2 separate regions of the Homo sapiens genome follow, and region 1 is linked to region 2. A link is an interaction called in ENCODE POLR2A ChIA-PET data of the cell type or tissue named here. Cell type or tissue: Panc1. All regions are shown on one strand. Links, peaks and the distances in the headings refer to the core of each region. The heading gives the core; the rest is flanking DNA. Region 1 overlaps LCOR (ligand dependent nuclear receptor corepressor). Region 2 overlaps LCOR (ligand dependent nuclear receptor corepressor).

Evidence for each region. ChIA-PET counts read pairs that join two places held together with the same protein. Peaks named below come from ENCODE experiments on the same cell type or tissue, not always from the same donor. Only the 100,000 strongest peaks of a DNase experiment are listed, where the experiment ranks them.
Region 1: POLR2A ChIA-PET joins it to region 2 with 14 read pairs; 4 of 35 experiments call an interaction of 5 or more read pairs at or near these places.

What each region holds. Positions count from the first base shown.
Region 1 is chr10:96,857,127-96,869,189 of GRCh38, reverse strand. The region is part of intron 2 of LCOR (ligand dependent nuclear receptor corepressor); the gene reads right to left. Among named protein-coding and RNA genes, the nearest start is that of LCOR, 31 kb to the right of the region's middle. In Panc1, for the core only: no CTCF peak of the experiment used is centred there; a DNase peak (open chromatin) is centred at 4,849; H3K27ac peaks cover 556 bases.
Region 2 is chr10:96,927,654-96,939,716 of GRCh38, reverse strand. The region is part of intron 4 of LCOR (ligand dependent nuclear receptor corepressor); the gene reads right to left. Among named protein-coding and RNA genes, the nearest start is that of LCOR, 100 kb to the right of the region's middle. In Panc1, for the core only: no CTCF peak of the experiment used is centred there; no DNase peak of the experiment used is centred there.

The DNA of each region.
Region 1 (12,063 bases), core at 1,470-9,469, 71 kb after region 2:
CACTCCTGTAATCCCAGCACTTTGGGAGGCCGAAGCGGGGGGATCACTTGAGGTTGCGAGCTTTGAGACCAGCCTAGCCAACATGGTGAAACCCCGTATCTACTAAAAATATAAAAATTAGCTGGGCATGATGGCGGTTGCCTGTAATCCCAGCTACTCTGGAGGCTGAGGTGGGAGAATCATTTGAACCTGGGAGGCAAAGGATGCAGTAAGCCAAGATTGTACCACTGTACTCCAGCCTAGGTGATAGAGTGAGACTCTCTCAAAAAACAACAACAACAAAAACCAACAATTAATTCATCTATCCAGCAACTTACTGGACACCCACTGTGTGTCAGATTAACCTATTTGCTAGGATACAATGCTAAACAAGACAGATGACGGTCCCTATCATCAAGAGGCTTAAAACTTGGAGGAGATGGACAATAATGAAATGGTTATAAATACAAAATTAAAAATCATTAAAAGTGCTATGAAAGAATAGTATAATACTGCTGGGGGAATCTGATCTGATACGAAAGGTTAGACTAGGTTTTTCTGACAGTGACCTAAAACTACACTGTAATTTCAGTCCTTTATCTTAAGAATTTGATGACTTTTAAAAAGTAACCACTCCGACCAGGAAGAGTGGCTCACGCCTGTAATCCCAGCACTTTCGGAGGCCGAGGCAGGTGCATCACGAGTTCAGGAGTTTGAGACCAGCCTGGCTAACACAGTGAAACCCCGTCTCTACTAAAAATACAAAAAATTAGCCGGGGGTGGTGGCATGCGCCTGTAATCCCAGCTACTCGGGAAGCTGAGGCAGGAGAATCACTTGAACCTGGAAGGCGGAGGTTGCAATGAGCTGAGATCATGCCACTGCACTCCAGCCTGAACAACAGTGCAAGACTCCATCTCAAAAAAAAAAAAAAGAAAAGAAAAGAAAAGAAAAAAGTAATCACTCCTTATGGCATACTGGAAAACTCAATATTATTAGGACATCCATCCCCATTAAATTGATATATTCGGCCCGGTGCGGTGGCTCACGCCTGTAATCCCAGCACTTTGGGAGGCCGAGGCGGGTGGATCACCTGAGGTCGGGAGTTCGAGACCAGCCTGACAAACATGGAGAAACTCCGTCTCTACTAAAAATACAAAATTAGCCAGGCACGGTGGTGCATGCCTGTAATCCCAGCTACTCGGGAGGCTGAGGCAGGAGAACCGCCTGAACCCGGGAGGCGGAGGTTGCAGTGAGCCAAGATCATGCCATTGTACTCTAGCCTGAGCAACAAGAGAGAGACTCCAACTCAAAAAAAGAAAAAAAAATTAATATATTCAACATCATCGTTGTTAAAATTCCAGTAGGCTATCTTGAAAAAACAGACAAAATATTCTAAAATTTATATATATTTATACATAAACATATTGTATGATTTTTACATATTAAGTAGATTAAATATATATCTATACATATAAAATAGAGATGAGGTTTTGCTATGTTATCCAGGCTAGTCTTGAACTCCTGGGCTCAAGTCATCCTCCCGCCTTCCCGCCTTGGCCTCCCAAAGGGATTACAGATGTGAGCCACCACATTCAGCTTATAAATATATTTTTGAGACAGAATTTCACTCTGTCACCCAGGCTGGAATGTAGTGGTATGATCACAGCTCACTGCAGCCTTAATCTCCTCAGCTCAAGCGATCCTCCCACCTCAGTCTTCTGAGTAGCTGGGACTATTGGTACATGCCACCACACCCAACTAATTTTTAAATGTTTTGGGGAGGCAAGATCTCCATATGTTGCCCAGGCTGGTCTCAAACTCCTGGACTCAAATGATCCTCCTACCTCAGCCTGACAAAGTACTGGGGTTACAGGTGAAGCCCAACGCACCTGGCCAATATTTAAAACAGAAAAGACTGTCCGGGCACAGTGGCTCACGCCCATAATCCCAGCACTTTGGGAGGCGGAGACGGGTGGATCACCTGAGGTCGGGAGTTCGACATCAGCCTGACCAACATGGAGAAACCCCATTTCTACTCAAAATACAATCCCAGCACTTTGGGAGGCTGAGGGGAGCATGCCTGTAATCCCAGCTACTCGGGAGGCTGAGGCAGGTGAATCGCTTGAACCTGGGAGACGGAGGTTGCGGTGAGCCGAGATTGCGCCACTGCACCCCAGCCTGGGCAATGAGTGAAACTCCATCTCAAAAAAAATAATAGTAATAGAAAAGACTGACAAATACGAAAAATCTGGCAAAATGTGGAAAAACCAATCTCTCATACATTGTTGGTGGGAATGTAAAGTGGTGGCACAACCTCTTTCAAGAATTGTTTGGGGCTGGGCACGGTGGCTGAAGTCTGTAATCACAACACTTTGGGAGGCCAAGGCAGGCAGATCACCTGAGGTCAGGAGTTCGAGACCAGCCTGGCCAACTTAGTAAAACCCCGTCTCTACTAAAAATACAAATAATTAGCTGGGTGTGGTAGTGTGCGCCTGTAATCCGAGCTACTAGGGAGGCTGAGGCAGGAGAATTGCTTGAACCTGGGAGGTTGCAGTGAGCCGAAATCGGGCCATTGCACTCTAGCCTGGGCAACAAGAGCAAAACTCCATCTCCAAAAGAAAGGGTTATTTGGCAATTTCTTATAAAATTAAACATACATCTATCTCCAACCTAGGACCCAGCAATTCCACTTCTAGGTATGTACCCAAGAGAAATGAATAATGGTCCACAAAAAGACTTGTACAAAAATGTTTATAGCAGCATTATTTATAACAGCCCCCAAACAACCGAAATGCTCATCAGCAAAAGAATGGATAAACGAACTGAGGTATAGCCGTACAAGGAAATACTATCCAGAAATAGAAAAGAATGAACTAATGTCCAGAATAGGCAAATGAATAGAGACAAAGTATACTAATAATTGCCTATGGCTGGGGTAAGGGAAGGAGACAGAATGAGGAGTGGCTATTCTAAAATTTGATCATGTAACGGGTGTACAACTCTGTGAATACAGTAAAAATGTAATTGAATTGTACAACGCTTTAAATGGGTGAAATATATGCTATATGAATATTTCAGTAAATCCGCTAAAAAAGGAATGAACTGTTAATAAATAGAGCACCACATACAAACATTAGGTTTAAGCAAAAGTCTGACAAAGAAAGAAACATACTGTGTAGTTCCTTTTATATGAACTCCAGATGCAGGCAAACTAATTTATAATGATAGGAATCAGTTACTGTGGCAGTAAGAGATTGGCCAGAAAAGGATATTAGCAAACCTTCAAGGAGGCTGGCAGTGCTCTATTTCTTTTTCCTTTTTTTTTTTTTTTTTTTGAGACAGAGTCTCGCTCTTGTTGCCCAGGCTGGAGTGTAATGGCGCGATCTCAGCTCACTGCAACCTCTGCCTCCTGGGTTCAAACAATTCTCCTGCCTCAACTTCCCAAGTGGCTAGGATTACAGGCACCTGCCACCACACCCGACTAATTTTTGTATTTTTAATAGAGACAGGGTTCCCCATGTTGGCCAGGCTGGTCTCGAACTCCTGACCTCAGGTGATCCGCCCACCTCAGCCTCCCAAAGTGCTGGGATTACAGGCGTGAGCCACCGCGCCTGGCTCAGAAGTGTTCTATTTCTTGTTTTGGGTGATGGCCATAGGGGTGTATACAACTGTCATAACTACTGTACATTTTAATTGCATCTCAATTAAACACGATAAAAAAATCACTCCTATTTGATTTTGGAAAGAGAGAGATAGAAACTGACAGAATGTCTGCCTAAGAATGCCTTCATGCTTCTCCAATGGGAGCAACTGTACAGCTATGGATTTACAGAAATATCTAGTGCCTAGGTATAATTGTATCTTTTCTTCCCATAAAATTTTAACAATATACTCATCCAGTGCCCCCTTCCAATTTTCAGTTTCCCTAATTTTTTTTAAAACAGCCTAACAGTCCACAGTCAAAACTGAACCTCATAAAGGCATGTTTAAGTACATCAAATGGTGAGACGAAAATATAAATTTTTATATAAACCAGAATGAGTCTTAAGAGGGAAATTAAGATCTAACTTTGCTTTTTCTGTCTTCTGAAAATATACGTTGATATCCTATAGTCCTTTCTACCAACCACATTTCCCCTACCTCCTTCCCATAGTTAATTAACACCTACTAATCTCTCGTCTCTCAAATTAAATTTTCTTTTCTCAGAAATTCTTCTGAGTTTCTATTACTCCAATCCACCCCCACAACTCACACACAATTATAGTCTTGAGCTGCTTAACAACAAGGATATGGTCTGAGAAATATGCCAATAGGTGTGTTGTTGTGTGAACATCATAGGGTGTACTTACACAAACCTAGATGGTATACCCTACTACACACCTAGGCTATTGCTAGCAAGCTACAAACCTATAGCATGTCACTGTACTGAATGCTGTCGGCAATGGTAACACAATGGTAAGTATGTGTATATCTAAACATACCTAAACACAGAAAAGGTATAGTAAAAATACAGTATTATAATCTTACAAGATTACTGTCATATATGTGGTCTGTTGTTGACTGAAACATTGTTATGAGGTGCATGACCATACATACATGCAGAGAACAACGTCTCTTTTCAGAGCTTTTATCTGGTTCCTTGTGTAACTGATGTCCCTGTTTTTCCCATTATATTCTAAGTGCCATGCGAGCAGGAACAGAGTCTGCTTTGCACATCACCATATCCCCATATAGTGCTTGGTAGCTAGTAAAGATGTTCACAGAACATTTGGCTCAGTGAATAAAAATACAATCCAACCACACCATCTAAACAAAGACTGTCCCCAAAGCAAATAAGGATTTTTCCTTGTTTGAAAAATCAACTGAAAGTCAATACACCTTTATTTGACAGAGAACATTTTGGATTACCATCTATGAGTCATTACTTGAGTATCTACTTCCTTTTCAACTTGGCTCTCAGAATGTTGGACTGTCCTCTGTGTCATTATTTCCTATCCTCATTCTTCTACCTATTGGTCCCTTCTTAGTTGGGCACATTTATTCTTATAACCTTTAATCTCTGTTGTGTATTTTATGATGTGCTTCCGGAGTTTCTAAGATATTGGACCTTAAGAAATTAGGCGATAAGGTTCATAAACTACTGCCAAGTTAATATTTAATGGCATCATTAGCTGTAGAAACATAACTGCTCAGGGACAGGTGTTTCACATCAGAATGTAAACATACAAAGTGACATTCCTACCAACAAGCTCAGAACAGTTCCTCCAACATTCAGTAAACATAATGCTAACTGATACAGAAAGAATAAAGTGCCAAAAACAAAAGACAAAATAGGCAGGTTAGAGACAAAAGATAGCATCATGAAAGAAGGCAACTAGCATTCTGTAGAACATACTAAATCAAACCAAAAATATCAACTTAAACTTACTAGAGAAAAAGTATTTTAGCAAACGCCTAAGGTAAATACAAGACCAAGCCTTTGGGCAAAATTTGAGCAACTTTTCTAAACTCCTTTAAAGCAGTTTAAAGACTGCACAACACCAGTCTATGCTTTCTTGAAAAAGGTCAACCTCAGAAAAACCTGATCATGCTATCCCAATCCACACACTTCACGTTTCCACAGCACTAACAATGCAATCAAACTTTTAGAATCAATTCCCAGAAAATGAATTCTGAATGTGAAAAAATCAGAAAATTCACAAGATGGACCAGGCATGGTAGCTCACACCTGTAATCCCAGCACTTTGGGAGGCCGAGGTGGGTAGATCACTTGAGGTCAGGAGTTCGAGACCAGGCTGGCCAACATGGTGAAACCCCGTCTCTACTAAAACTACAAAAATTAGCCAAGTGTGGTGGTGCATGCCTGTAATCCCAGCTACTCAGGAGGCTGAGGCAGGAGAATCACTTGAAACAAGGAGGCGGAGGTTGCAGTGAGCTGAGAGCACACCACTGCACTCCAGCCTGAGCAACAGAGTGAGACTCCATCACAAAAAAAAAAAAAAACAGAAAAAGAAAACATATTACTTCGGCTGGGCATGGTGGCTTACATCTCTAATCCCAGCACTCTGGGAGGCTGAGGTGGGCAGATCACTTGAGGTCAGGAGTATGAGACCAGCCTGGCCAACATGGTGAAACCCCATCTCTCCTAAAAATACAAAAATTAGCCGGGCATGTGGTGGTGGGTGCCTGTAATCCCAGCTACCTGGGAGGCTGAGGCAGGAGAATTGCTTGAACCCAGGAGGCAGAGGTTGCAGTGAGCTGAGATCATGCCACTACACTCCAGCCTGGGCCACAAGGGCAAAACTCTGTTTCAAAAAAAAAAAAAAGAAAAGAAAAGAAAGAAAACATATTACTAAACTTTAAAAAAGATACTTGTGATATTCTGAAATACATATTTGGTCTTGGACCCTCTTTAACTCCTAAAATCCTTAGAGACTACAAAGTGTTGTCTTTTTGTACACCAATGAGTTGACGGGGGCTGGCAATTCCTAGGTAGCTTGAGGATAGGAGCTGGCCACCAGGAAGACCAAGACAGGATTAGAGGGTTGAGACTTGCAACCCACCTTCCAAACTCTGGAGAAGGGAAAAGGGCTGAAGGTTAAGTTGATCACCAATGGCCAATAGTTTACCAATCATGCCTACGTGGCTGGACTTGGTGATGCATGCCTGTAATCCCAGCACTTTGGGAGGCTGAGGCGGGCGGATCACCTGAGGTCAGGAGTTTGAGACCAGCCTGGGTAATATGGTGAAACCCCATCTCTTCAAAAAATAGAAAAATTGGCCGAGGATGGTGGTGCATACCTATAGTCCCAGCTACAAAGGAGGCTGAGGTGGGAGGACTGCTTCAGATCGAGGCTGCAGTGAGCCAAGGTTATGCCACAGCACTCCAGCCTGGGCAACAAAGTGAGACGCTATCTCAAAAACAAAGAAAAGAAAAAAAAATCATGTCTATGTAACGAAGCCTCCCATAAAAACTTAAAAGGACTGGGTTTGGAGAGCTTCCAAATACCTGAACATGTGGAGGCTCCTGGAGAGTAGTGTGCCCAGGGAGGGCATGAAAGCTCTGTGCCCCTTCCTCCATGCCTTGCCCTATGCATCTCTTCACCTGTATCTTTGTAATATCATTTATAATAAACCAGTAACTGTAAATAAGTGCTTCCCTGAGTTTTGTGGGCTACTCTAGCAAAGTAATCAAATGCAAAGAGGGAGTTATGGGAACCCCAACTTGAAGACAGCCATTAAGAAGTTCCAGAAGCCCAGACTTAAGATTGCTGTCTGAAGGAGGAGGGTCAGTCTTAGAGATGGAGACCTTACATGTGGGATCTGATGGTATCTCCAGGTAGATAGTGTTGGAATTGAGTTAGAAGACACCTACCTTGGTTGGGCGCAGTGACTCACACCTGCAATCCCAGCACTTTGGGAGGCCAAAGTAGGCAGATCACTCAAGACCAGCCTGGCCAACATGGCGAAACCCCATCTGTACTAAAAATACAAAAATTAGCCGGGTGTGATGGCACACATCTGTAACCCCAGCTACTCAGGCACCTGAGGCAGGAGAATCACTTGAACCCAGGAGGTGGAGGATGCAGTGAGCTGTGATCATGCCACTGAACTCCAGCCTGGGTGACAGAGTGAGACACCCTGTCTCAAAAAAAAAGAAAGAGAAAAGAGAAGAGAAGAGACTCACCTAGTGTCCACTGCAGAATTGAATGCCTGCTTATTGGTGGGGGAAAAAACCCACGTTTGGTCACAGAACTGTTCTGTGTTGAAGATTGTGATTATTGTAATATGGTGTGAGCAGAGGAAAAACAGATTTTGTTTTCCCACACTCACACTACCACTGTCAAAAATATTTATAAGTGTTAGAAGAAGCTTACTGCATTCATCACTACGAACTTATGACATTTTCTTTACTTACTGTTATTTCATTTTAGTGAATTTTAGTGGGGCTGGAAGGGAAAGCATATGTATTTAAAAGTACTTGCATAGGTCTCCTAAATCTGTTTTTCCAGTAGTCTTAGGTTCCTCAAAAATGAATTTGTCACACCACAAAGGTTCTGAACAAAATTACAGAACAAGAAGATACCCACTTTCTATAAATTAGAAACCAAAAGAATATTCATTACGTTTTTTTCAAAGTCCAGCCAACCTTAAAGGTGTTATCCAACTCTGTTTGCTGAAAATGAACTAGAACCCAGAAATATCGTTCAAGTTATTAACTTTTTGCTTAGACTCACCAAAATACTAACTGTCCTTACCTCAACAGCTAACTGCCCCAAACATACTCTTTCTTTTATACTCAGGATATTGGCATGTATTTACTGTAGGCGTTTCACTTTATTTCTTCTATTAGTTTTCACACATGACTGCTGAGTAGGACACACTAAGAAATGTTTAGCTGTCCATCAACTAGGAACACAGGTTCAGCTAAACTGTAACTATAGACTAAAATGTAAAGTTCCATAAATATAACCAACCACAAAGTAACATCACATTTTCTGAAGATATCCACCGGGAAAACTTATGGTCAGCATTTTATTTCAAAACGATGGACTTACCCAAAATTAAATTTCAGCATGTGCCAAATATAGTCTGTATTAGCTTTCTAGGACTGCTGGAACACACTACCACAAACTGGGTAACTGGCTGAAAACAACATTGCGATTCTAGAGGCTAGAAGTCAGAAACCAAGGTATTGGCATGGCCATGCTCCCTCCAAAGGCTCTAGAAAAGAATCCTTCCTTGTTTCTTCCTAGCTTCCGGTGGTTGCCAGCAATCCTTGGCAATCCTTGGCATTCCTTGGCTTGTGGCAGTGTAACTCTAATCCCTGCCTCCATCTTCCGTGTCTGTATCCTCATTTCCCCCTTCTTCTGGAGTTATCACTTGTTGGATTAGGGGCCACCCTAATATAGTATGACTTCATCTTAATTTTAACTGCAAAGACCTTATGTATAAATAAGCTAAAATTCACAGGCACTGGAGGTTAAGACTTCATTGTATCTTTTTGGGGGACACAATTCAACCCACCACATGGCCCAAGTCAGTCAATTTCTTCAAAATTAGATCTAGATTCATGGTTAGAATATTTATCAATTTTTGCCTAACCTATATCCATTTCTGTTAGATAACAGCATCCAATTTTCATTTGAAGAACCACTCTTCTCCTTCAAGCCCTTAAGTGAAGGCTGATCTTAAGCCCCTCTCCAAAAGCGGGCACTTGTCCCTGGTCAAGTCAGAGAACCACACTCCACTGGCCATACTGACTGGCTCAGGGATGGGCCACATGACCCAGGCCTGGCCAATGTCCTTCTATCCACTCAGTTTGGCTGGTACTATACAGAAAGAGACACATCAGGCCAGGTGCCGCAGCTCATGCCAGTAGTCCCACCACTTTCGGAAGCCAAGAGTGGACTGCTTGAGTTCAGGAGTTTGATACCAGCCTGGGCAACATGGCAAAACCCCTTCTCTACTAAAAATACAAAAAATTAGCCAGGTTTGGTAGCACACGCCTGTGGTGCCAGCTACTCAAGAGGCTGAGGCACGAGAATTACTTTAACCTAGAAGCCAGAGTTTGGAGTAAGCCAAGATCACACCACTGCACTCCAGCCTGGGCGACAGAGCGAGACTCGGTCTCAAAAAAAGGAAAGAGACACATGCCTCCTTCTGGGATTCTGGACTTTAAGAATGATACAAGTCTAGGCTGGGCGCGGTGGCTCGCACCTATAATCCTAGCACTTTGGGAGGCTGAGGCAAGTGGATCACCTGAGGTCAAGAGTTCGAGACCAGCCTGGCCAACATGGTGAAACTCCATCTCTACTAAAAATACAAAAAAATTAGCCAGATGTGGTGGCAGGCGCCTGTAATCCCAGCTACTTGGGAGGCTGAGGCAGGAGAATTGCTTGAACCCGGGACGCTAAGGTTGCAGTGAGCCGAGATTGTGCCATTGCACTCCAGCCGGGCAACAGATGCCACTGACCATCTTTACCATCATACCTGCCAAAGAACAAAGCCAAAAGTACAACAAAATGCTTACCGATGGAAAGAAGGAAACATTCCTGATGATATCAGTTAAAACTCCTGGATCCTGTCATGTTAGAACCTCATTTTATGCTCTGAACTTCCGAGTTCATAAACCCACAAAATGACCTTTTTGACTTAAACTAACCTGAGTTGGGTTTCTATCATTTGCAATACAAAGTGTCCTGATAAAAGCACAATACTGCAATGTGCCGTATGGTTGAGAAAAGAACCTCACTTTTTTAAGGTTACTTTCTCAAATTTAGCAAAGGACAGGGAGAGCCAGTAGAGAAAGAATAATTTGTATCTGTGTAATGGACACAGATGGCCCTATCCACCAGGCCATCTGCCAGGCAGGGTTCTGGAATCTAAGTTACAAATTCATTCATGCTTGTTAAAAGTACGGATCTGTGAGGTCCTGATAGCAAAATATAAACAATATTAGAAACTCCCAGAGTTATTTTAAAAAAACAAAAAACCCTAAGTATCCAAACATTCATAAAGTTTTCCCCTCCCTAATGACACTCCACATTATGATCATCCCCAAAAGTAATGACAAGCCTAATTACTAAATGCTAGCCAGAATGGTGACAATCATATTGAATATCTCTTTCTGACCACAGCACCACTGTGAGGAAACTCATGATAGTCTCACCCTTTATTATGCCTACAATTATTTATGGTTGGTTTGTTTCTCTAGCAAACTGTGTCACACACATAGTATGTCAGTAAGTAACCCTGTAGTTCTGGAAGGATCATGAACATTTTATACTCACAATCTAAAGGTCTTCTTTTTCTGCCTGCTGGCCACCTCCAACTTTTACCAATTTGTCTGTCGAAAATCCCCAGACCTTTACTTAATCCATTTGCTGGTGCTTCAGAAACCTCAGAGTAACATGCTCTGAACAAAAAGGAAAGCATTACATTTTGAAGTAAAACTAGATAAAATGTTTCACCTGTTAAAGGTCACGTTTCAAGTGTCTCATCACAATTCACACAAATAGAAAAATTACAGTCCTTACTATCTCTAATACTTCTAATACAGTGGTTCTCAAATGCACAATTCCTCCCACTTAACCTTTTAAAAATCACTGTGTTAAAGTCATTAAGGGTACACCAAACTGTGTCCAAAAATTAACACTCCCTCTTTCTCATCTTAGTTTTTATTTTTCCTTAAATAACTTGAATCACAACAAACAGAACACTACCTCTTACTCAATTTTAGCCTGATACACTAGAAAAAGAGTGAGCTATTTTATGGTAAGAAGACTTCAGGGGTTAGGGAATAGGGACTGGGCAGGGTATAGAGAGAGAGGTGAAACTGAAGCAATAGCCTGGGATCAGATATCTTGGAGAATCTTGCATGCTGGTTAAAGTAACCTTATTCACATGCCTGTGGTTTCCAAACTTCAGTGTGTCCAAGCATCATTTGAGACACTTGTTAAAAATACAGATTCCCCTACCCTGCCCAAGATCATCTAGGGTAGCGGTTTTGTTCAAGCGATCGATACTTTGAAACAATGCTTTAGGCAGTATTTTTCTAAAATTTTCTAAGTAGCCCTGGGTAAAAGGGAGGATGCTGTGGAATATTCACTTTCAATAGCCTAAATTTTCACTGTTCTGCAGGTGACAAGATCATCAGCTGAGAGAGAAGTAAGAGTATATAGAGGCTAAAGAGCCATTGTGGTAAACTGCAGGGGTCGACCAAGAATACACAAAGGAATTCCCAGCACTGAGAGTCCAGCTGAAGCTGGACATGATAAATTTATAGCAGCATCAATTCACACAACTGTTAACCCACATATAAAATTAACATCTATCAAAACACATGGGATAATGGCATACTGGAATTTAAGACTTTAACATTTCCAAGTAATAAAAAAGTACAGGGGATGGCTTTGGGAATGGATGTCTGTTCTTTTTATTTCAATAATACACTAATTAAACTCTTCTACTTACTTAAATCATGTTTGTGGGTTGTAGTATCATAACCAACAATTACAACACTATTTCTTTGTCTAAAATGTCTTGTGAGATAGAAATAACTACAATTAAAATTAACTCTG
Region 2 (12,063 bases), core at 1,256-9,255:
GCTGGGATTACAGGCGTGGGCCCCGCGCCCGGCCTAGATCCTTGCTCATTTTTTATTGAGTCGTTTACCATTTTATTGTTGCATTGTAAGAATTCTTGATATATTCTGAAACAAGTCCATTATTAGATATATGATTTGCAAATATTTTCTCCCATTCTTTGAGTTTTCTTATTATTTGATAGTATTGATGGTACTGTTAGCAGCATGAAAGCTTTAATTTTAATGAATTCCAATCTATATATTTTTGGTCACTTGTGCTTTTGATGTTATACCTAAAAAACTTGGTCATGAAGATTTAACCCTATGCTTTCTTCTAAGAATTTTATACTTTTAGGGCGTACTTTTAGGTCTATAATACATGTCAAGTTAATTTTGTGTATGGCGTAAGGAAGGGGTCCAACCTCATTCTCTTCCATGTGGATACTCAGTTGGTTCCAGCATCTTTTGGTGAAAAAACAATTCTTTCCCCCAACGAACTGTTTTGGAACTCTTGCCAAAAGTCACTGGCCATACATTTTACTTCTGGACACTCGATTCTATTCCACTATTTATATATCTATCCTCAAGCCAGCATCACATTAAGCTGACCAACGTTGTTTTGTAGTAAGTTTTGAAATTGGTAAAGTGTAAATCCTCCCAATTTGTTCTTCTTTTACAAGACTGTTTAGACTATTTGAAGTCTCTTAAATTTTCATATGAATTTTAGGACCAGCTTGTGAATCTCTGCAAATAAGTCAGTTGGGATTTTGGTAGAAAATGCACTGAATCAGCGTATCAATTTGGGAAGTAATACCATAGTAACAATTTTAAGTCTTCTGATCCATGAACATGTCTTTCCATGTAATTTCTTTCAGTAACATTTTGTAATTTACAACATACAAGTCTTATATTTCTTTTATATTTATTCCTAAGTGTTGTATTATTTTTGATGCTACTGTAAACAGAACTGTTTTCAAACTTTCATGTTCATATTGTTCACTGCTAGTGTATAGCAATACAATTATTATTTTTTTTTAATGACGGGTATTCTGAACCTTGCTGAACTTGTTAAACTCTAATAGTGTTTTGTAAATTTCTTGGGATTTTCTATATACATCATCATGTCATCTGTAAAACCAAGACAGTTTTACCTCTTCTTTTGCAATTTGAATGACTTTGGTTTCTTTTTATTGTCTAATTTCCCTGGCTAGAACCTCATGTACAACGGTGGATGTACATGGTGAGAGTGGACATCCTGCCTTGTTTCTGATCTCGGGGGAAGCTGTTCCATCTTTTAGCTGAGTGTTTTTGTAGTTCAGATTTAGAAAGTTCTCTTCTATTGCTAGTTTGTTGTGTTTGTTTTTACATCAAGAAAACGTGTTGGATTTGGCCAAATGCCATTTTGGAGGGTGTCTACGGAGATGATCATGTGGTCTGTGTCACTTACTCTATTAACACATTGTATTACAGTAATTAAGAGTGTTAAAAACCAGCCAGGTACAGCGGCTCATGCCTGTAATTCCAGCTCTCTGGGGAGGATCGCTTGAGCCCAGGAGTTCGAGACCAGCCTGGGCAACATAGGGAGACCCCCGTCTCTACAAATCAGTTAAAAAATTATTAACAGCTGGGCATGGTGGTGCACATCTGTGGTCGCACCTACTTGGGGGCTGAGGCAGGAGTATTTCCTGAGCCTGGGAGGTCAAGGCTGCAGTGAGCCATGATTGTGCCACTGTGCTCCAGCCTGGACGACAGGGCAAGACCAGGGCGAGACCCTCAAATAATAAATAAATAAATAAATAGTTAAACCAACTTTGCACTCCTGGGATAAATTCCACTTGGTTGTGGTGTATAACACTTTTTATATGTTGCAAATTTTGATTTGCTAATGTTTTGTTGAGGATTTTTTTGTGCTGGTACTCATAAATGGTATTTGTCTGTAGTTTTCTTGTGATATCTTTGGTTTTCGTATAAATAATACTGGCCTCCCAGAATAAGGACGTCTTCTCTCTTCTCCTATACTTTGAAAAAGTTTGTGAAGAAATGGTATTAATTTGTCTTTAAATGTCTGACAGAATATGCCAGTGAAGGCAGAGTGTGGTGGCTCACACCTCTAATCCCAGCACTTTGGGAGGCCGAGGCGGGCAGATTGCTTGAGCCCAGGAGTTCAAGACCAGCCTGGGCAATATCATGAGACCCCATCTCTATTTAAAAAAAGAAAGAAAAAATATATATACCAGTGAAGATACCTGGCCATGGGCTTTTCTTTGATGGGAGTTTATAAATTACTAATTTAATCTCAATACTTGTTCTAAGTATTAGTTCCCTAGGGGTGTTATATTTTATCACAAACTGGGTGGCTTAAAACAGCAGAGATTTATTCTCTCACAGCTCTGGAGTCCAGGCACCCAAAATTAGGGTGTCAATAGGGTCATTTTCCCTCTGAAAGGTCTAGAGAAGAGTCCTTCCTTGCCTCTTCCTAGTTTCTGGTGGTTGCTGACAATCCTTGGCATTCCTTGCCTTGTGGCAGTGTAACTCCAATCTCTGTCTCCATCTTTACATGGTCCTCTTCCCTGTGTGTGTGTCTGTGTCTCCAAGTCTCTTTCTCCTTATAAGGCAACCAGTCATTGGATTTAGGGTCCACTCTAATCCAACATGACTTCATCATAAATTGATTACACCTGCAAAGACCTTACAGTGGTCCCCTCTTATCTGCAGTTTTGCTTTCCACAGTTACCCATGGTATAGTACAATAAAATATTTTGAGAAAAGAGAGAGAATATTCACATAACTTTTGTTATAGTATATTGTTATAATTGTTCAATTTTATTATTAGTTTTAATCTCTTATTGTGACTAATTTACAAATTAAGCTTTATCATAGGTATGTGTGTACAGGAAAAAAACATAGTATATATAGAGTTTGGTACGATCTGTAGTTTCAGGCATCCCCCTTATAAGGGGGAAGACTACTGTATTTCCAAATAAGGTCACATTCACAGGTACCAGGGGTGGATTCATGTTTTAGGGGGACACAATTCAATCTGCATCATAGATTTATTCAGATTTTCTGTTTCGCCTTACATCAGTATTGGTAAGTTTGTAACTTTCTAGGAATTTGCCTATTTCATCAAATTCTCTAAACTGCTGGCATACACATTGTGTTCACTGTATTCCCCAATTCTTTTTACTTCTGACTTCCTATATTTCATTTGTGATTAGTAACTTGAGTCTTCTATTTTTCTTGATCAGTGCTAAAGTTTACCTAATTTGATATTTTAAAAAAACCAGTTTTTGGTTTTGTTGATTTTCTCTATCATTTTTTACATTACTTCATTTCTTTCTGCTCTCGCATCTTTATTATTTCTCTCTTTCTGCCTGCTTTGGGTTTAGTTTGCTCTTCTTTTTCTAGTTTCCTAATGTGGATGATTAGGGTATTGATTTGAGATATGCTTTTTAAACACACATCCTCTAAGTACTGCTAAGTACATCTCATTCGTTTTGGTAAGTTTTAAAAATTCATCTGAAACTAGTTTCTAATTTCCTTTGCCTGATCCAATAAAAGCTGGTGGGCCCCTTTGCAGGGGCATGTTGTTGCCAGTGTTTGAGGTTTGCTCCAACCCCAGGAGGGCTCTTAGCTGTCTCTTATTCTGATTATCTGTTAAACGTCTAACAGGGGAATCTCAGAGCCTACTGTGGCTCGGGAGGCTGCCCGATTCATGAATCAAATAAACAAACATTTAATAGGTCTGTCATTTCACCTGTTGCTACGAATATGATGGACCTTCCAGGTGTCTCTTAACTATTCACACAGATCTTCATCATTTTCAACACCTTTAGGTGTGAGATTTTCTAAGCCAGAGAGTTCTGGAGTTCTCTGTTTTTGTCGTTGTTGTTTGTTTGTTTAAAGACAGGATCTTGCTCTGTTGCCCAGGCTTGAGTGCAGTGGCACAATCACAGCTCACTGCAAGCCTTGCCTTCCTGGGCTAAGGCCATCCTCCTGCCTCAGCCTCCCAAGTGGCTGAGATTACGGGTGTGTGCCACCACACCAGGCTAATTTTTAAAATATTTTGTAGAGAAGGAGTCTCACTCTATGCCCAGGTTGTTGCAGAACTACTGGCCTCAAGCAATCCTCCTGCCTTGGCCTCCCAAAGTGCTGGATTACAGGCGAGAGCCACCACACCCTGCTGGAATTCTGTTTGTAAAGTCAACCCTTCCAATAAAATGAACCAGTAAGAATAAAAAAGTTTGTATGACATACAACTAACAGAGCTAATAAAATAGCCAGGAGATGACCAGGCGCAGTGGCTTAAGCCTATAATTCCAGTACTTTGGGAGGCCAAGGCAGGCTGATCACCTGAGGTCAGGAATTTGAGATCAGCCTGGCTAACATGGTGAAACCCCATCTCCGCTAAAAATATAAACATTAGCCAGGGGTGGTGGCACGTACCTGTAATTCTAGCTACTCAAGAGGCTGAGGCAGGAGAAATGCTTGAACCCGGGAGGTGGAGGTTGCAGTGCGCCAAGATCATACCACTGCATTCCAGACTGGGTGACAGAGTGACACTCTGTCTCAAAAAAAAAAAAAAAAAAAAAAAAAAAGTAAAATAGCCAGGAGATAAGGAAAAGTTAAAGAAACCAATTCATGTCATCTCCCCTCAGCTGAATTCTAAAATAATACATTATTGTATAGTATGGCAAATAACAAAAAGATGCAAAATCTTCTGTAACTCAAAAACCATTTTCTTTGCATTTATTATTCCTAATAAATTTAGGAATATTTATTATTAAAGAACAAGTTGTTGGCATAAAACTAAATAGGAGTAAAGTTGGAGATTCAGACCAGGTGCGGTGGCTCACGCCTGTAAACCCAGCCCTTTTGGAGGCCGAGGCGAGCAGCTCATTTGATGGCAGGAGTTTGACACCAGTCTGGCCAACATGGCAAAACCCTGTCTCTACTGAAAATACAAAAATTATCCAGGTATGGTGGCGCATGCCTGTAATCCCAGCTACTCAGGAGGCTGAGGCACGAGAATCTCCTGAACCCAGGAGGCGGAGGTTGCAGTGAGCCAAGACTGCGCCACTGCATTCTAGCCTGGGTGACAGAGTGACACTCTGTCTTAAAAAAATAAATAAAAATAAAGTTGCAGATTTCAACTGGAATTTCTATCTCCTAGGAGGAGTTGCTTCCTTCAGGATGCAGAGACTGGGCCACCTAGATTGGCTGGCTCATAGGCAGAAGTGGCTCTGTTATATAATCTACTGTGAGCTTCTTAGGAGCATATATGCCTAGAAGTCCACAGAGCTTATGACTCTATAGCTCTAGGGTAGAAAGCAGTCCTTAAGCTTTTTAAAAACTCTCTCCTTAATAAACAACTGAAAAAATGAGGGAGGGATGAGAGTAGAAGAATTAAGGCATTTGTTACAGTGACACCACCATTAACCCAAAGGGTTTCCTCCATCTCTCATAGTCCTATACTGTTTACTTAATGGACTTTTGGCTTAAATTCAGTTACACAAAAACAATATATGTAATCTTACCTAGAGAATCCATTTAAAGATTATAAAGCTTATTACCATCTTATTTGAATCCTCTGAATCTGGATTACTTTAAAGATAACTTTATTATTTTCCTACATTAAATAAGAGTTGTTGTATTTAGAATTAAGTCTCGCCAAAGCTGTGAAATTTGCTAAGGTGAACATCACAACTTTTTTCCTGACAAAACACTTAGCAGAAAAATATGCTAAACAAATGCTATAAAACTCTTCAATCTATGGAACTTCAAGAAACTAGACAGCTGTAAATTGTTGAGTCAGAAGTATTTTCAAAGTGAATTATTTCATGAACTACATAAGAGAAATCAATATTGAAAAATCCAAGTGTATCTTTTTATTTGTGTTTTAATCTATTAAGAGTCTTTCGGCCAGGCACGGTGACTCATGCCTGTAATCCTAGCACTTTGGGAAACTGAGGCGGGTGTATCACGAGGTCAGGAGTTCAAAACCAGCCTGATCAACACGGTGAAATCCCATCTCTACTAAAAATACAAAAATTAGGCAGGCGTGGTGGCATGCACCTGTAATCCCAGCTACTCAGGAGGCTGAGGCAGGAGAATTGCTTGGACCCAGGAGACGGAGGTTGAGTGAGCCCAGATCGTGCCACTCCACTCCAGCCTGGGCAACAGAGCGAGACTCCATCTCAAAAAGAGTCTTTCCATCTGTAAATTGAAACCAATTCCATTTAAGCTACTAACTTTATATTAACTTAACCAGGGACTTGTGTTCTTTTGTCTTTTATTCCTCTATATAAATAAAGGTTTCACCATTTATCAATAAAAATTTATAAGCCACAATCATCTATAGTTTCATTTTTCTTAAAGCAAATATATTGCACAGAAATCCTACAAGGTTTATGCTTTTATAAATAATGCTTGTTCTTCTCATTCTCTGGAAGATCCTGAAAAAAGCTACCTTGTACACAAAGCTATAAAGAGAAAGTAAAAACAACTAGTATTCTCAACAATCTTAGCTATGAACTGCCAATCATTTGATATATTCCCCTAAAAAACACATACGCAGACATATTAACTTAAAAAAATTAAATGAGACTCACACTGAAGATCATTTTACTTATCCTCAATTAATATTAGGATTTTCTTTCTTACATTGTTACATATTCTTCAAAAACACTTATCTTAATAAATGTACCATAATTTGCAATTAGACCAGTTTTTTATTTTGTTACTATAACTGTGCATTTTAATGAATTTGTTCCACATTCTCATTATTTCCTTGGGATAGATTACTATAAGAGAAACCATCAACCAAAATAAACAATTTCTTCCTTTCTTGAAACATATTCACAAACTTTTTTCTAAGGAAAAGTTATACCAATTTGTATTCCCACTTGCAGTGTTCGGGGTACTATGGTGCAACACTTGTAGACATCAGATTTCATTGGTATACAATGATTCTTTGGTCCAGGCATGGTGGCTCATGCCTGTAATCCCAGCACTTTGGGAGGCCGAGACAGGTGGATCACAAGGTCAGGAGATCGAGACCATCCTGGCCAATATGGTGAAACCCCATCTCTACTAAAAATACAAAAATTAGCCAGGTGTGGTGGCGTGCGCCTGTAGTCCCAGCTACTCGGGAGGCTGAGGCAGGAGAATTGCTTGAACCCGGGAGGCGGAGGTTGCAGTGAACCAAGATCGCACCACTGCACTCCAGCCTGGGAACAGAGCGAGACTCTGTCTCAAAAAATAAAAATAAATAAAATAAAATAAAATAAAATAAAAAAGGTTCCTTGTTTCAATTTGCACTTCTCTGATTACTGGTAAGGATCAATATGTTTTAATGGTTTATTGTTCTTATATAGTTTTTTCCTTTCCTATGAGTTTACTGGAAGCAATATAATGATTAACCAATAATAATTCTAGCACCATCTACTGAATAACACTTAATTTTCCAAGCAATGTTTGAGGGTACTTTTTATAAAATCATCATAATAGTTCTATAAACATTAATTTCATTTATTGATTTATTTTTCAAATCTATCGTCAGTGGCATATTTTTAAAATTACATAAGTCTTAGCATTTAGGAAGGAAAATCCCCCTCATTATTTATATCTTTAAGATATCCTGGCCATTCTAGCTTTATTCTTCAGATTATATTTAAAATCACTTATAAAGAAAGATCAAAGACCTAGATTAGTGAATTCTGCTATCCCCCCAGCAAAAGCTCCCCAAAGACATACAATGTGTTTTTGATCACAATAGCATTATACCTAGAGAGTAATTCAGAAAGAGTAATATCCTTAAAACATTCAGTCTTCTCTTTTAGGAACTGTTTAAATTTACCCAAGTGGACTTTAATGGATTTCAAAGTTTATTCACACAGTTCCCACGTACTTATTATCTTACTTTTTTCTTGTCATTATGAAAAGGATTTTTCTTTTACTTCCTAACTGCTGCTGCTGAAACAAATGAAGAATGTATTTACATATGTTTGTATATAAAATTTAATTTTGTATACAGCTTTCAGGAGAAAGTGTAGGTCCATCTATCTTCAGGTTGTTATGTTCTCTGGTAGACTCACTACTTTGCGTCCACTTCCCAATATCCTTTAAGTAATTTCTTTTAAAGGAGTTGTGGAAGGTGGTAGGGAGAAGCAGAAAGAAAAAGAGCTATAGAAACTACCAATGCTGCCAGGCGCAGTGGCTCATGCTGTTAATCCCAGCACTTTGGGACACCGAGGCAGTGGATCACTTGAGGTCAGGAGTTTGAGACCAGCCTGGCCGACATGGTGAAACCCCATCTCTACCAAAAATACAAAAAAACTACCCAGGCATGGTAGTGTGCACCTGTAGTCCCAGCTACTCAGGAAGCTGATGCAGAAGAATCACTTGAACCTGGGAGGCGGAAGTTGCAGTGAACCAAGATGACACCACTGCACTCTAGCCTGGGAAACAGAGCAAGACTCCATCTCAAAGAAAAAAAAAAAAAAAAATACCAGTGCTTTGTGGTGTCACCATCCATCACCCAAAACAGGGGAGGAAATACAATACTAAATGGGCTGAGATATTTTCCAACAGGAAAAGCTTTAATAATAATATTATAAATAATATTTGTCATAATTTGTAATAATAGTAAAAGCTTTACAAATATACACTTTTATTATCTAATAGGAGCCTTTATTATGTTTTCTAGGAAGGGCTATAAAGTATCTAAAATACATTTTCAAATATGGAGTTTGTCTAGCCCATTTTGTGCTGCTATAATAAAATTCCTGAGAGTAAGTCATTTATAAATAACAGAAGCTTATTTTCTCACAGTCTGGAACCTGGAATTCCACAATCATGGCAACAGCATTCGGTGTCTGGTGAAGGCCTTCTTGCTGCGCTCTCACATGGCAGAAGGCAGAGAAGGGCAAGTAAGCTAGCCTAACCCTACACCAAGCCCCTTTTTTAATTCCATTAAGGAGGAAGGAGTCCTTATGGCCTAATCACCTCTTAAAAGGCCCCACCTCTTAATACTATCACATTGGCAACACCTGAATTTTGGAGAGGACCCATTCAAAGCACAGCAGTTTACTCTACGCTTTTCTCCACAATTTAAAGTAGCTCTCTCTCAAAGCCACTAGAAATGCTTTAGGAAGTTATTCGGGTTGAAGGGAAATGACAGTATAAAAACACTGCTGAGAGAAAGTAAAAACTAATACAGGTGAGATAAACTATGTAAACTGAAATACCACTACTGACGTGGCAATTCTTTCCAAATTAATCGAAGTTTCAATACAATCCTAATCAAAATCCTCAAAGGTTTTTTCAAGAATTGGTAAGGTGATTATAATCTTTATAAACTTTATAAAGAAAGATCAAAGACCTAGATTAGCAAAACAAGTTTGAAAAACTAAAAAACTGGAAGACTCATACTACTAGATTTCTACATTTAAAGATATAATAAAGACACTGTGGTACTGGTGTAAGGACAGACATATAGATCAATGGCATACAACACAGGCACACCTCACTTTATTGCACTTGGCAGATACCGTGTCTTTCACAAATTAAAGGTTTGGGGCAACCCTGTGTCGACCAAGTCTAGTGGTGCCATTTTCCCAAGAGCATATGGTGACACCACTTGGTGTCACATTTTTGTAATATTTGCAATATTTCAATCTTTTTAATGGTTACTATTCACAGTGGTGATTCCTAATTAGTGATTTTTTATGTTACTGTAGTGAATTATTTTGAGGTCCCACACACTGCACCTGTATAAGATGGTGAACTAAATTGATAAATGTTAGGTGTGTTCTGATCCACTGAACACCTGTTCCCTTGTCTTTCTCCCTCTCCTTCGACCTCCTATTCCCTGAGACACAATATAGAAATTAGGCCAGTTAATATACTTTACAATGACCTCTAGTGTTCAAGTGAAAGGAAGAGTTGCATGTCTCTCACTTTAAATCAAAAGCTTGAGCTTTTGATTTAAATGATTGAGCTTAGTGAGGAAGGCATGCTGAAAGCTGACAGGTCAAAACATAGGTCTCTAATGTCAGTTAGCCAACTTGTGGATGTAAAGGAAAAAGTTCTTAAGGAAAATTAGATGTGCTACTCCAGTGAACACAAAAATGACAAAGTAAAACAGCTTTATTGCTTATATGGAGAAAGTCTGAGTGGTCTGGATAGAAGATCAAACCAGCCACAACATTCTCTTAAGCCAAAGCCTAATCCAGAGCAAGGCTCTAACTCTCTTCAATTCTATGAAGGCTGAGAGGTGAGGAAGCTGCAGAAGAAAAGCTGGAAGCTAGCCGAGGTTGGCTTATGAGGTTTAAGGAAAAGAAGTCATCTCTGTAACAACAAAAGTGCAAGGTGAAGTGGCAAGTGCTGATACAGAAGCTGCACCAAGTTATACAGAAGATCACTCTAAGATCACTGATGAAGGTGGCTACACAAAACAACAGATTTTCAATGTAGACAAAAAGGCCTCATACTGGAAGATGTCAGCAAGGACTTTCATAGTGAGAGAGGACAAGTCAATGCCTGGCTTCAAAGCTTCAAGAACAGGTTGATGAGATTGTTAGAGTCTAATGCAGTGGTGACCAAAGTTGAAGCCAGTGCTCATTTACGATTCCCCAAATTCGAGGGCCCTTAAGAATTATGCTAACTCTACATTGCCTGTACTCTATAAACAGAACAACAAAGCCTGGATGACAACACATGTGTTTATATTATGGTTTACTGAATATTTTAAGTCCCCAGTTAAGACATACTGCTCAGAAAGAAAAAAATAAAGATTCCTTTAAAAATATTACTGCTCACTGACAATCCACCTGGTCATTCAAGAGCTCTGATGGAGATGTACAAGGAGATTAATGTTGTTTTCATGCCTACTAACACAATACCCATTCTGCAGCCCATGTATCCAAGAGTAATACTGACTTTCAAGTCTTGTTACTTAAGAAATACATTTCGCAAGGTTATAGCTGCCATAGCTGGTGATTCCTCTGAAGGATCTAGGCAAAGTAAATTAAAAACTTTCCGGAAAAGATTTGCCATTCTAGATGCCATTAAGAACATTCGTGATTCAAGAGAGAAGAACAAAATATAAATATTAACAAGAGTTTTGAAGAAGCTGATTCAAACCCTCACAGATGACTTGGAGAAGTTCAAGACATCAGTGGAGGAAGGACCTGCAGATATGGTGGAAATGGTAAGAGAACTTGAAGTGGAGCCTTAAGATGTAACTTAATTGCTGCAATCTCGTGACAAAACTTGAAAGGGTGAAGAGTTGCTTGTTATGGATGAGAAAACAAAACAGTGGTTTATTTTTTTTTAAATGAGTCTACATCATGTTTTGAAGAAAGTGGTTTCTTACGATGGAATCTACTCCTGGTGAAGATGCTGTCAACATTGTTGAAATAACAACAAAGGATATAGAATATTAAGCAAACTTAGTTGATACAGCAGCAATGGGGTTTGAGAGAACTGGCTCCAATTTTGAAAGAAGTTCTACTACGGGTAAAATGCAAACAGCCTCACATGCTACAGAGAAATCTTTCCTGAAAAGAAGTTAATCCATGCAGCAAACTTCATTGTTGTCTTCTTTCAAGAAATTGCCACAGCCACCCCAACTTTCAGCAACCACCAACTTGATCAGTTGGCAGCAGTCAACATCAAGACAAGACCTTTCACCAGCAAAAAGATTCCAATTTACTGAAGGCTCACATAATTGTTAGCAATTTTCAACAACAAAGCATTTCTTAGGTTATATACATTGTTTCTTTATATATAATGCTATTGCACACTTAACAGACTACAATATAAACATAACTTTTATATGCACTGGGAAACCAAAAAAATAATGTGACTTGCTTTATTGTGACATTCGCTTTATTATGATGGTCTGGAACCCAATCCACATTATCTCTCAGGTATGTCTGTAGGGTCCAGAAATATACCAACATGTATATGGTCAAATGACCAAACAAAGATGTCAAGGTAATTCAATGTGGCAAAAGACAGTCTTTTCAACAAATGGTGCTAGAACAAATGGATTTTCTTTTGGAATATAAAACCTCAACT